2 separate regions of the Homo sapiens genome follow, and region 1 is linked to region 2. A link is a contact called in ENCODE Hi-C or POLR2A ChIA-PET data. All regions are on one chromosome and are shown on one strand. Each heading gives the region's core, a stretch centred on a gene start or an enhancer-like site at or near the end of the contact. The rest is flanking DNA. Distances are from core to core; before and after follow the strand shown. Region 1 holds the start of MCM10 (minichromosome maintenance 10 replication initiation factor). Region 2 holds the start of UPF2 (UPF2 regulator of nonsense mediated mRNA decay).

Region 1 (6,887 bases), core at 89-2,588, 1.1 Mb before region 2:
GTATTAGCCAGGATGGTCTCGATCTCCTGACCTGGTGATCCGTCCGCCTTGGCCTCCCAAAGCGCTGGGATTACAGGCGTGAGCCACCGCGCCTGGCCGCTTTTTAAAAATTCATTCAACCAACATTTCCACGGATCCCTCATGTGCCACACACTGTGCTATCTACTGGGGAACCTATTGGACAGTAAGCTTCCTGAGCGTTAGGAGCAAACTGTCTCGTTCAAGTCTGTAACCGGCCTTGCCTTCCCCCAAAATGAAACTGTGCACCCTCCCTCGCCCTCAAATCCACGGCCACTGACAAGTACTGTGGTCCCATCTCCAAAACACTGCTCAAATCTGCCACTTCTCTCCAACTTCACTGCCAGAACCCTAGGCCAAGCCACCGTCAACCTTTAACCCAATGACTGTGTTAGCTTTCTATGTTGGTCTCTTTGTCCCCGTGCAATCTGTTCTGCATACGACAGCCACGGTAATCTTCCCTTTCCTTAGTAACCTTTAGGAACATAAATCAGATCATGGGGGTCCCTTCATTGAAATTCTTTAATGATTTTCCATTGCCCTTAGAAAAAATCTACAAAGCCTGCGAGGCAATGATTCATATTCTCTCTCTCTTTCCAAGCTTTCTACTCCCTCACATTTTCCACAATCCACCACGTCCAATTCTACCCACCCCGACACCCATAACGATGCTCCAGCCGGGCCAGCCCGCTTCCACCTTCTGGAACACACTAAGCTGCTTTGAGGTCTCAGGCTCTGTCGAAGAAAGCTCCCCCCAGGTCCTTCTCGCCCTTCGGTCTCCACTTACTCATCTTTCTGAGACTTTCTGGACCACCCTGAGTCGTCCACTGTCGTGCATTTGTTTACTACCTGCTCGTGCCTTTAAACTGTAAGCGCTGTGAAGGCAGCGGAAATGTGATCCGAGCCATGCACACCGTCCGCATTCAATAATCATTGGCAAATCATGAATACGAGAAACCAATGAATGAATGAATGAATGAATGAATAAAAGAAAGCCCAGGCGGCAGGCACTTGGCAAGCACTTAAAAGGCTGCGTTTAAAAGGAAGAACCCGATTCCTTAGTAGACGGCCAGCAACTCCCAGCCCCCGGCCCGGCCATGCCAGCTCCGAGCGGTCCCAAGCTGCCGCCAAATCCAGATCGCGCCCACCCGAGCTCCCGGGACCCCGCGCCTCTAGCCTCGGACCCCTTGCAACCCGCGCAGAGACGTGCGAGGCGGCCCCGGCCCCGCCGCCCGAGGGTCACACGCACGCCCGGGGCCCGCGCTCCTCACCCGATGCCGGGACGCCTTCTTCGTTCACAGCTGAACCCGCCAAAATTCCAACCGGATCCCGCCCCTGCCTTGACGTCAGACGCACGCGGCTGTGGGGCAGCACTGACTGGCTACGCCAGCGAATCCCGGCCCTGGCACAGAGCAATCGGATTGGTTTACGTCATTGGACGCCCTCTTTGTTGGGGGCAAGGGACCTTCCTGTCGGTAGAAGCCAGTCTCCTTTAGGTAAAATAGAGTGTCTGGCGCCCCCTGGTGCCGGGAAGTTTAAGTCATCCCACCCAGTATTTTCCCTGCGGTCCCATCCCACCTCAACTCCTGACGCTCTGGGACCGACTGTTCCTTTGTCAGCCTTATGTCCATTCGAAATGTTTGGGCTCAGGACCAAACAGATCCGGTCCACTTTTACCCTGTCTGACCTTGGGGAAGTGACTTATCTCTCTGAGTTTCCCCTTCACCATCTGTGCAGTGAGGGAAAGGGTAGATGACATCTTTTACACTGAAACCACCATTTCCCGAGTAATTCCTGTTCCATAGATTTTGGGACTTCTAAGGGGCGTCAGGGCTGAAGAGAACTTATCAGCAGACCATATCTTTCACAGATTTTTTTTTCAGTAAAATTCAGGCCTCTTTATGTATTTACATTCTAAAAAATAGTGTTTGTACATAATACTAAGAACATAGTTTCTAAATGCAGAATAACATTTAGCTTTTACATAATTTCAAGGGATTGATAGCAGAAGAGACTTTGATGGACCAAATGGCCACTTTAAGTCTTTCCCCCCTTTTCCTCCTTGCAGACACTGTTCAGGCACTGCAGTTCCCCCACTAATAATCCCTTTGGTATAAGATCCTATCTCTATCCACTACGTACTTTCATTTTCAGAACAATTAAAATCGACTTTAGGAAGACTGAAGATAAACAGTCCTGATGCCATCTACGTTGACTTTTTTCTGTGTCCTAATGGAATATTACTGCTCCATTTATGAGCTCAGCCCTATTACTTAAACCTATATTGGCTCAGGAATAGGAATACAACCATTTCTGAGAGCTGCTAGTGTTAAAAATTCATAGTAATGGAGGAACTCTAGTAATCAAATTGAAAAAGTATGTTTAAATGCGTACTTTTAAACATACGGCACTAAGGCCGGGCACGGTGGCTCACCCCTGTAATCCCAGCACTTTGGGAGGCCGAGGTGGGTGGATCACGAGGTTAGGAGTTCGAGACCAGCCTGGCCAACATGGTGAAACCCCATCTCTACTAAAAACACACACAACACAAAAATTAGCTGGGCGTAGTGGTGCGCGTCTGTAATCCCAGCTACTTGGGAGGCTGAGGCGGAGAATCGCTTGAACCTGGGAGGTGGCGATTGCAGTGATGAGCCGAGATCTCGCCACTGCACTCCAGCCTGGCGACAGAGCCAGACTCTGTCTAAATAAATAAATAAATAAATAAATAAATAAATAAATAAATGCATCACTACATCTAGTTATTAAAAAAAAAAGATTCGTCATAGATTTATTCTTAGCCATTATGCAGAAATTCCTTGACTAATTCTGATCAGTACTCTGAAGTTCTTTTCTTCACCTTCACTTTCCAGGTCCTCTTTGCATCCAGTTCCGGGCAAGGAGTCAGAAACAGAACCAACCTAAGCCCGCAAACCTTCCTTAAGTGAAGAATCAAGCACTTTTTATTGGAATTAGTATAGTGGTGACTTTGAGAAAAGAAGTGGAGGTGATTTTGAGAAACAATTAGGCAAATAGATTTTTTAAAATCCATTGAATGTGGCTTTTCCGTGCCGATAGCGCTCACACAAACATTACGAAGTTTCCTAAAACCCGCCAGACTTTCTATAAGAAGTGTGGCAAGCACCAACCCCACAAAGTGACACTGTACACGAAGGAGAAGGATTCTCTGTATGCCCAGGGAAAGCGGCGTTATGACAGGAAGCAGAGTGGCTATCGTGGGCAAATTAAGCCGATTTTCCAGGAAAGGGCTAAAACTACAGAAAATTGTGCCAAGGCTTGAGTGCGTTGAGCCCAGCTGCAGCTCTAAGAGAGTGCTGGCTATTAAAATATGCTAGCATTTTGAACTGGGAGGAGGTAAGAAGAGAAACGGCCAAGTGATCCAGTTCTAAGTGTCATGTTTTCTTTTATTATGAAGACAATAAAATCTTGAGTTTATATTTTTAAAACATCCATTGAATGTGGAGATATTAGCGAGAAGGAAGCAGAGAGGGGATGGGGAGACAGGTTTAGGATGACTGTTAGGTTTCTGATTTATACAATAGGGTCGTTTTTGAGGTTGTGCACTGAAGTAGGAGACATAGGAAGAACGGAACAGGTTTAGGGGAGAAGATAGATTTAGTTTTCTATTTCAGAATGAGATGTATGAGAGATGCTGATTAAGAAAGGCACGGTAGCCAGCTTGATCTCCAGATCTGGGGTTCTAAGGAGAGGCCTGGACTCTCCTTAGAATACAAACGAAGGCCAAAAAAGAACAGCTCTGACAGTTATCAACATCTATCTAAAATGAAATCTAAAGCAAACAGCCCATATTGCAGTGGTCCTTAACCTTTTTTGGGCGGTAGGAGGATGTTTATCACAGACCCCTTTAATGTATTAAAAGTGGGCCGGGCACGGTGGCTCATGTCTGTAATCCCAGGACTTTGGGAGGCCGAAGCTGGCAGATCACCTGAGGTCAGGAGTTCGAGACCAGTCTGGCCAACATGGTGAAACCTCATCTCTACTAAAAAAAATGCAAAAATGAACCGGAAGTATTGGCGCATGCTTGTAATCCCAGCTACGCGGGAGGCTGAGGCAGTAGAATCGCTTGAACCCGGAAGACGGAGGTTGCAGTGGGCCGAGATCGGCCACTGCACTCCAGCCTAGGCAACAAGAGCAAAACTCCGCCTCAAAAAAACAAAAAACAAAAAAAAACACAAAAAGTCCAAGCCGAGCCCTTCCTGCTCCCTCTAGGAATCAAAATGGCGGCGAGGGAAAACTGGAGCAGTCCCGGAGCCTGAGCCACTGACAGGAGAGGAGAGGGCGGCGGCGGCGGTGGGAGGAGGATGGCGGCGGTGTGCTGGCGCCGGTGCCTGCCGCGGTGCTGGTGGCGGAGGCGGCGGGGGCGACGGCCGAGGTCCCTGCGGCAGCAGCAGCAGCGGCGGCGGGAGGAGCCTCCAGGTCGATTGAACTGTGGATGAGGAACCTACGGAATACGAAGGGCAGACTGTATAGTAAACACTTGAGGATGCTTGCTGTGTGGTTCTTACAGAATGCACTGTCCGTGTGTCTGGCTGCCCACAGCCTTTCATACTTCAATAGTATGCACTAAAGTAAGGTCTAATGGCCCTGTTCTCATAGAAATAGATGGAAAGAGGCTGCTGGATCCAGGGTTGAAGGTTCCTAATGGCCTCTAGGATTATACTCTGAAGAACCCGCAGACGGAATGCCTGAATGACTGAAGAAAATGGGTGCTAATGCATCTCATTATCCTCATCCATGTTCCGCGAAGGTAGGGGGAAATTCACAGGCCCAACAGACTTTTATAGGGACGTCATCCTATTCTCAGCAAGGCTATGGTTGTGAATCAAAATTGTATAGCCTTGACCATGGCCATGAGAAACCACAAGACAAAAAAAAGAGGCCGGGCACGGTGGCTCACGCCTGTAATCCCAGCACTTTGGGAGGCCGAGACGGGCGGATCACGACGTCAGGAGATCGAGACCATCCTGGCTAATATGGTGAAACCCTGTCTCTACTAAAAAATACAAAAAATTAGCCGGGCGTGGTGGCGGGCGCCTGTAGTCCCAGCTACTCGGGAGGCTGAGGCAGGAGAATGGCGGGAACCTGGGAGGCAGAGCTTGCAGTGAGCCGAGATCGAGCCACTGCACTCCAGCCTGGGCGACAAAGCCAGACTGTCTCAAAAAAAAAAAAAAAAAAAAAAAAAAAAAAAGACCTCTGGCCCTGCTACCTTCAAAAAGAACTTAATTAAGCCTCGAAAATCTGATAGGTCTGCCGATCATGCCAAGCAGATGCGAGAACTCCTCTCTGGGTGGGATATTAGAGATGTCAATGCATTAGCGGAGGAATATGAGGGAAGGTCAGCATTAAAGAAGCTTTCCCTACAAGCCAGTTTGGCTAGACCGGAAGCCCGGACATTGCAGAAAGATATGGCTGATCTTTATGAGTACAAGTATCGTACTGATACAGATTTCATATTTCAAGAAACTTGTTATCCTGTTCATCGTGCCATTTTGGCAGCAAGGTGTCCATTTTTTAAATGCTTTCTTCCTCACCTGAGTATGGGGCAGAGATAATAATGGACATCAATACAGCTGGTATTGATATGCCCATGTTTTCTGCTTTGTTATACTATCTTTATACAGGAGAGTTTGGAATGGAAGACTCAGGGTTTCAAAATGTCGTTATCCTTGTTCAGCTTAGTGAAGAATTCCCTTGATGTAGATATGCGTGGACTCTTTGATTACATGTGTTATTACGATGTCGTCCTTAGCTTTTCTTCAGACTCTGAACTGGTTGAAGCTTTTGGTGGACATCAGAACTGTTTAGATGAAGAGCTCAAAGCCCACAAGGCTGTTATTTCTGCACGGTCCCCATTTTTTCAAAATTTATTACAAAGGAGAATACCAACTGTTGAAGAAATCACAGATGGAACTTTGAGGACTCCCACAAGAATTATATTAGATGAGTCCATTATACCACAAAAATATGCAAAAGTGATATTACACTGTATGTATACCGACGCGGTGGACCTCTCTGTTTGGCACTGTAGCCCCTCTGTGGGGAGTCTCAGTGAAGTTCAGGCTCTCGTCGCAGGGAAGCCAAACATGACCAGGGCAGGAAAAGCCATGGAACTTTACCACACAGCACCGTTCTTGGAATTTAACATGCTTGCACAAGGTATGAAGTTCTGATTTTAAATTTTGATTTCTAGAATTATGTATTTATCTTCCAAACTGAAAATACAACTAGCATAGTCTATGATTTCAGTGTTTGGGATGTTACAGGGTCAGTTTTTTTGAACCTTCAGTTATGACATCTGAGACAGATTGAGCATCAGTATTAATGTGGTTCTTTACTATGAAAATCAAGCACTCAATACTATAAAATATTTTATATATCTATCTCTATATATATCTCTATCTATATCTATATATAGATAGATAAATTTATATATATCTATATATCTTTTTTATTTTATTATTATTATACTTTAAGTTTTAGGGTACATGTGCACAACGTGCAGGTTTGTTACATATGTACACATGTGCCATGTTGGTGTGCTGCACCCATTAACTCGTCATTTAGCATTAGGTATATCTCCTAATGCTATCCCTCCCCCGTCCCCCCTCCCCCAACCCCACAACATTCCTGGTGTGTGATGCTCCCCTTCCTGTGTCCATGTGTTCTCATTGTTCAATTCCCACCTATGAGTGAGAACATGTGGTGTTTGGTTTTTTGTCCTTGGGATAGTTTGCTGAGAATGATGGTTTCCAATTTCATCCATGTCCCTACAAAGGACATGATCTCATCATTTTTTATGGCTGCATAGTATTCCATGGTGTATATGTGCC
Region 2 (6,496 bases), core at 2,641-5,140:
CAGGCGCCCGCCACCATGACCGGCCAATTTTTGTATTTTAGTAGAGGCAGGGTTTCACCATGTTGGCCAGGCTAGTCTCGAGCTCCTGACCTCAGGTGATCCACCCGCCTTGGCCTCCCAAAATGCTGGGATTACAGGTGTCAGCCATAGCGCCCGGCCAAGCCAATATTAATTTACTTTTTTGACTAGCCACATTAAAAGCTTGAAAAATAAAACAGGTTAATCTCACATTGCTTGTGTTCTGTTTTGGTGGAATTCAGAGAAGCCAGTGTTAGTGAACTGATTTTCATCTTACAGTTCCACAAGAAATTCCAACATGATTTGGTAATAAGTACTAATACGTTTCGTATGTTTATATTTGTTTAAATGCACCCTCAATACTTACATTTCTTTTCTTTTTTTATTTTTTGAGACAGAGTTTCGCTCTTGTTGCCCAGGCTGGAGTACAATGGAGTGATCTCGGCTGCCTGCAACCTCCGCCTTCTGGGTTCAACGATTCTCCTGCCTCAGCCTCCCGAGTAGCTGGGATTACAGGCGCACACCACCAAGCCTGGCTAATTTTATATTTTTAGTAGGGACAGGGTTTCACCATGTTGGCCAGGCTGGTCTCGAACTCCCGCCCTCAGGTGATCCGCCCGCCTTGGCCTCCCAGTGTTGGGATTACAGGCGTGAGCCATCACGCCCGGCCGATGCTTATATTTCATATTGAAGGGACACACCTCAACACATTTACTTTTGGAAACTGTTAAGCAGATAGAGGGAACGCTGAAAAAATTTCTACCAGAGATATACCAAGAGGTGGGTATTTTTTAAAAAGCAGCTTAAACTAGGTTAGTTAAACATCGGCTTCTAAAAGATCAAAGCTGGATTTCCTCATGGAACAGAACACTCCCAGTTCTCTGAGGTCAGTGGGCAGAGGCTGTAGTTATAGCTGGTTGGCTTCATCTGATGCATTTTTCTTTTCCTTAAACTCAGGATTTGTCCTGCTCCGTAATTGTAATCTCTTTGCCTGGCCTTTGCTTTCGTCTGTGAAGCTGCCACTAGGTAGGTTTTAAGTAGGGAGTAGTATCGTGTAGGTCTAAATAAAAACTAAATAGTTTCATTCTCTTTTTTCCCCATATAGAACAGTTCTGTCAATTGGAGCAGGCAAAAATAACAATGAACATTTTTGAGACTTTTCTCAAAAATTCATCTTGAGAATGTATTTTCAGAAAATCATGAAGTTTGAATTATTATCCGAATAAAAAAATGATGGCCTCTTCAGAGCGGGGTGTTTTTTCTAGTTAAGAGATTACAATGATATTCCCACATCAGGCTTTTGGTGGCTAGCTTGACATCTGTCTTTGGAAGTAAAATGATTGGCAGCATTCTCAGTTTATGTAAAAGTTTGCATAGAGACATAGCAGAAAGAACTTGGGTTTTTGGAGTTAGATTTGAGAATACTAGATAGTATACTTATTAGTTTTGTGATAGTAAATTCATCTGACTCTATTTTTATAAAATGGTGATTGCGATGAACTAAAATCACAAATGTGAAATAGCAAATTCTCAACAAAAAGGCCCTCCTGTTTTTTGATTTTAGGTGATTTCCTTTTAACACCTGATTAAAGACAAAGGTTGACTTGATTTAGGATGAGAAGGATTTATTATATTTATTAACAAAGAGGTAAAGCTTTTTTCTTTCTTTCTTTTCTTTCTTTTTTTTTTTTTTTTTGAGGCAGAGTCTCACTCTGTTGCCCAGTCCAGAGTGCAGTGGCGCTATCTCGGCTCACTGCAACCTCTGCTTCCCGGGTTCTAAGTGATTCTTCTGCCTCAGCCTCCCGAGTAGCTGGGATTACAGGCGCTCGCCACCACATTTGGCTAATTTTGTATTTTTAGTGGAGACTGGGTTTCACCATATTGGGGCCAGGCTGGTCTGGAACTCCTGACCTCAGGTGATCCACCAGCCTCGGCCTCCCAAAGTACTGAGATTACGGGCATGAGGCACCGCACCAGCCAGAAGTAAAGCTTCTTAAGGTAATCCCATGAAATGGGAAAAGGAAACCTTGAAGAGAAGCGTGGGTGGCTATCACCAATATGGTATTTGGGGCAGTTCTCATAATTGTTTATCAATGCTGCAGAATAGCAGTATTCATCTTTCTCTTTTTTTTTTTTGAGACGGAGTCTCCCTCTGTCGCCCAGGCTGGAGTGCAGTGGCGCAAACTCGGCTCACTGCAAGCTCTGCCTTCCCGGTTCACGCCATTCTCCTGCTTCAGCCTCCGGAGTAGCTGGAACTACAGGCACGTGCCACCACGGCCGGCTAATTTTTTTTGTATTTTTAGTAGAGACGGGGTTTCACCGTGTTAGGCAGGATGGTCTCGAACTCCTGACCTTGTGATCCGCCCGCCTCGGCTTCCCAAAGTGCTGGGATTACAGGCGTGAGCCACCGTGCCCGGCCTTCATCTTTCTCTTTCACTATCCTTTAAATGACTGACCTATGTGTAGTGTATAAAAAATATATATTTTTAAATACAGGAAGCAGCAACACTCAGTATGAGAGGATAATTTGCGTGCTAAGAGTAAATGGGGAAGCAAACAGTAAATAGAGGCAAATGGGCAAAGGTTGAGTCATAGGGAACCTGGACTTGCCTCAAGTATTTGTGGTTGGTAGTAGTTCATTACGTGGGCTTGGGCACCAGGTGGGGCCCCCTCAAGTCAAGCAAACGTCAAGACCAGTTTCGCACCCTTGTTCCTCTAGCTCCGGACCAGCCAGAGCCACCTACTCGGATCATGTTGGCAGAACCCAGTACTGTTTCGAGGCCAGATGCACCATTTCAGCAATTCAGGAGGAAATAAGCAGTGTGGATAAACTGATACCCATTTTTGAAAGTCGGCCTGGGTTCGCATTCAGAAGAAATGTCGACGCTAGCCATTTTTTTTTTAAAATGGGTGATTTGATAACTCAGGGAAGTCTTGCCACTGTAATTTTTAAAAGTTTGCTTGCTAGAACCAGGTACTTTCTAAGAAGTGTATGGAAAAAGCCTTGATTCTTCTTCGCCCTGGGTGGTTTTTACGTCGAACACCTAGAAGTGCTTCTGGAAATCCCCCCGCAGGACTTTCGATGTCTTTTAGGGCATTCTTAAGACTAGACCCATTCCTAAGCGACTCCCACCTCCCAAACCAGCCATATGGTTTAGTTTCTCCAGTTTCCAATTTTCTAAATCTTCAACGTCTCCCCTCGAATTAGTCCAATCAAACTTTCTCTTCTTAGACCTCTTCCTTAGGTTCGCACCAGGAAACGCCCAGGAGAATCACGTGGCCGGGCTTGTCCTTAATGGCGCTCCGTAACCCTCCCACTATTCCACCACACTTCCTCGCCTCCCGTGAGCTCCGCCCCGCCCCATTCGCGCTTCCCACCCCCATCCCCCGCGAAGCGCCTGCGCCTGCGCAGCTCCAATTCAGGCGCTTTCCCTTTCCTGGCGACCAATCCACTTCCTGCCTCGGGTCCTCGGAACACTCCACCCCTCCGCTGGGGCCCTGGTTTGAGGTGCTGGTAGTGGCTACCTTACGTATTGCCAGTCTGAAAAATTCGCTCTTCTCATCGACTGGGGAATTTGAAAGAGCTGTTAAGTGAATGGCACTCATATGAGCCTTTGCCCCGGACCCGCCACCCCAGAGTCAAGCTGAGGGCATCGGCATGCCGCAGGGAAGACGATCAGGACTGTTTTTAATCGGGCAGTCGCGCGGATGGCCTTTTCCCTCTCGCCTCCTTCCGCCCCGCCCCCACTCTCAGCCCGGCCGCGCTGGTGAGTGGCGGGCGGGAGGGCTGGCGGGCGGAGGGAGGAGGGGGAGCTGAGGGAAGGCGGGCCCTCGGCTGCGAGATAGGTGGGGGGAGGGGAGGGGAGAGCCCGAGCGCTGGAGTTGGTGCTGGGAAACCCGGGGCTAATGTTGACAACAGGCTCGAGGTGAGTCCCGGGGATCCTCCTTCCCCTCCGCTCCAACGATCGGGAGGAAATGGGGCTGGGGGGCACCGGCCTAGACTCCTACTCCCTGGGGGACCCCAGAGGCGACTCCACACTCCAGCTCTCCGGGGTCGGCGAGCAGTGGAGGGACCGCGGGTCCGGCGTCGTTCTCCTCAGACCCCCTGTCTCCGAGGCTCCCATCAACGCGGGAGCCCCCGGGCCGGGCCATGCTTGGGGGGCGGTGGAGGAGGTGCCTGCCCCACATGCCTGGGCCGGGCCTCGAGACTGGAGGCGGGGAGCCCGCGGTGGAGGGGCGAAAGTGTTCGGGGGCGTGGAGGAGAGCGAGGGGAGGTCGGGGGAAGCTCCTCGAGAGCCGGGAGGGAAGCGAGGGCGAGAAAGTGGGGAGGGCGCGTGTGTGGGAGGCTGCGGAGTGGGGAGACCGGCCGGGAAGGCTTCTGTGGCGAGGGAGTGTGGGGCGAGAAGTTGGGGTTGGGGCAGCGATGGTCCGCGAAGGTGACCGTGGATACCTGTGGGAAGGGGAGTTGTGTCGGGGAAGTGTGGTGGGTTTAGAGGTTCCTACACCACCAGAGCAGGGGTTTGTAGGAGAGGTATGTGTAGGGGAAGGGGCTTGGGGTGTATCTGGGGATGGTGGGCATGGGCTGTTTGGTTGACTTCCTTTTAATCACATAGGCTGGTTGATTCTTCACTTTACCTTCACCTCTTCAAGGCGCCAAGCACTCTCTTCTTGCTAGGACTGTTGGACTAAGGAAGTGATCACAGGATATTTGGTCCCCAGGTTGGCAGAGCAGAGCCAGCTGGGTCCACGCTGGGGTGATCGGACCTTCAGCTCTCTTGCTCATCTTAGAGGACTTACACGACACGAAACGATGCATCAGATCAAAGTGAAACCCTCGCTGACGCTTTATCTCATTTCCATAGTTCTTAGGTGTTCCTTAACATCGTCAGTCTCCTCATTTGTGAGCTGGTACAATTTCTAACAGTTCTTAATACGTCCTTTATACTAAGGATGTTCTTTAAAAAATAAAGTCAGAAACTGGGAGATAGTGTTCCTGTGCTGTTCTGTCCTGACAGCATTTTGAATAAGAGAATTGAAAGGTAAAACCGCATTCTCTCATACTGGAGTGTTTTCGGAGCACTCTGATTGGGATTTCATACATAATCCATATGGTACTTTGCAAGGGAATGTCTTTAAAAGGGAAACACCCCCTTTTGTGCCCTCTTCCCCCCAATACACTCCATTGGTACTTCTAGTAAATTAGTTTTACTTTCTTTTGGAAGTTCAGAATGTATTTAGAATACCAAATAAAATATACAGTTCAAGTGACAGGACACTATTTTGGGAGCTAGGAAGGTGGTTTTAAAGCATGGTTTCCTTTTAAGGGTAGTCTGAATATAATTGTATTCAGCAAACTAATTTGTAACAGCTAATCGGATTCCAGTGAAAAGATCACGACTTTTTCTCCTCACTATCTTGAGAAAGGACCTATTTAAAATTGTATTTGGACTTGAAAAACTTTTGGAAACACTTTAGATGAAAAGTTTGGCTGTTAAAGCTTGAAGTTATTGAAATAAGAATTTTAGCATTTTATTAAATATCACTTAGTGCTCAGTTTTTTAAGTCGACATAAAACAAACGTGTATTGAGGTGAATCACGGTGTTTGTATATTTTATTCGTTTTAGTGTAGGTAGTGAAAAAGCACTGGGTAGTGAGTGTTGGTCCAGCCACGGAAACTAGCTGTATATATAATCTTGGGTAGGTGACTCTGCTGCTATCCTTGGAATGTAAAAATTGAGGATAGAAGTAGATAAAATCTAATAGTCTTTATCTGACTTTACAAATCTTTCATTGTATGCTGAACTTCTCAGTGTTCTTTGTGACAGAACATTTATTAATGCCTCCCTCATGCTAGTTACTATGCTAGAATTTTAAGAACTCTACAAGATAGATAGCAGTATATCCATCTTATTGATAAATAAGTGGACTCAGAGAAGTTGTTGCCTGATTTCTGTAGCTATCAGGCTGCAGAGTTGGGATGCAGATTTAAAATCAGTCCGACTTCCAAGCCCATGTATGTTGTTTTCACAAGTTGCATTGCTGCCTCTTCATGAACTTCTAGATTTTTGTCTTTTTTTTTTGTTTACGGAAATTTAGTCGCAAGTATACTTTGGGCGTATGCTTGTAATGTAAGGATGAAGTGGTTGAAAGGAGATACCAGTATCAGGACTTAAGGGTTTTACGGAGAATCTGTTTTATTATGTTCTAGGGTACAGTCTAATCCTTTTTTTTGTTTTGTTTTTTGTTTTTTGTTTTTCTTGAGACGGAGTCTGGCTTTGTCGCCAGGCTGGAGTGCAGTGGTGCCATCTTGGCTCACTGCAACCTCCGCCTCCCGGGTTCAAGTGATTCTCCTGCCTCAGCCTCCTGAGTAGCTGGGACTACAGGCGTGTGCTGCCACGCCCAGCTAATTTTGGTGTTTTTAGTAGAGATGGGGTTTCACCATGTTGTTGGCCAGGATGGTTTCGAACTCTTGACCTC

The links. Hi-C counts contacts between places; a loop is a spot of excess contacts on that map. ChIA-PET counts read pairs that join two places held with the same protein, here RNA polymerase II (POLR2A). Pooled maps may share reads with other maps.
Region 1: a map of CD8-positive, alpha-beta T cell shows a loop between it and region 2 (5-fold over the local background). The contact joins the promoter of MCM10 here to the promoter of UPF2 in region 2. A Hi-C loop is called at or near these places in 1 of 168 maps with a recorded cell type or tissue (CD8-positive, alpha-beta T cell), 1 of 37 single-sample maps with no recorded cell type and 10 of 50 pooled maps. POLR2A ChIA-PET finds 5 or more read pairs at or near these places in 1 of 52 experiments (Caco-2).

Annotation. Positions count from the first base shown.
Region 1 is chr10:13,156,009-13,162,895 of GRCh38, reverse strand. It overlaps MCM10 (minichromosome maintenance 10 replication initiation factor), which reads right to left and starts at 1,338. Exons shown (of 20, transcript NM_018518.5): 1 at 1,290-1,338. It also overlaps the pseudogene BTBD7P1 and the pseudogene RPL36AP36. RefSeq lists silencers at 1,074-1,253, 1,276-1,589.
Region 2 is chr10:12,040,203-12,046,698 of GRCh38, reverse strand. UPF2 (UPF2 regulator of nonsense mediated mRNA decay) reads left to right here and starts at 3,890. Exons shown (of 22, transcript NM_015542.4): 1 at 3,890-3,944. LOC105376416 (a long non-coding RNA gene) reads left to right here and starts at 622. Exons shown (of 3, transcript XR_930666.2): 1 at 622-798; 2 at 976-1,044; 3 at 2,738-2,900. RefSeq lists enhancers at 3,473-3,722, 4,893-4,982 and silencers at 4,163-4,302, 4,323-4,372.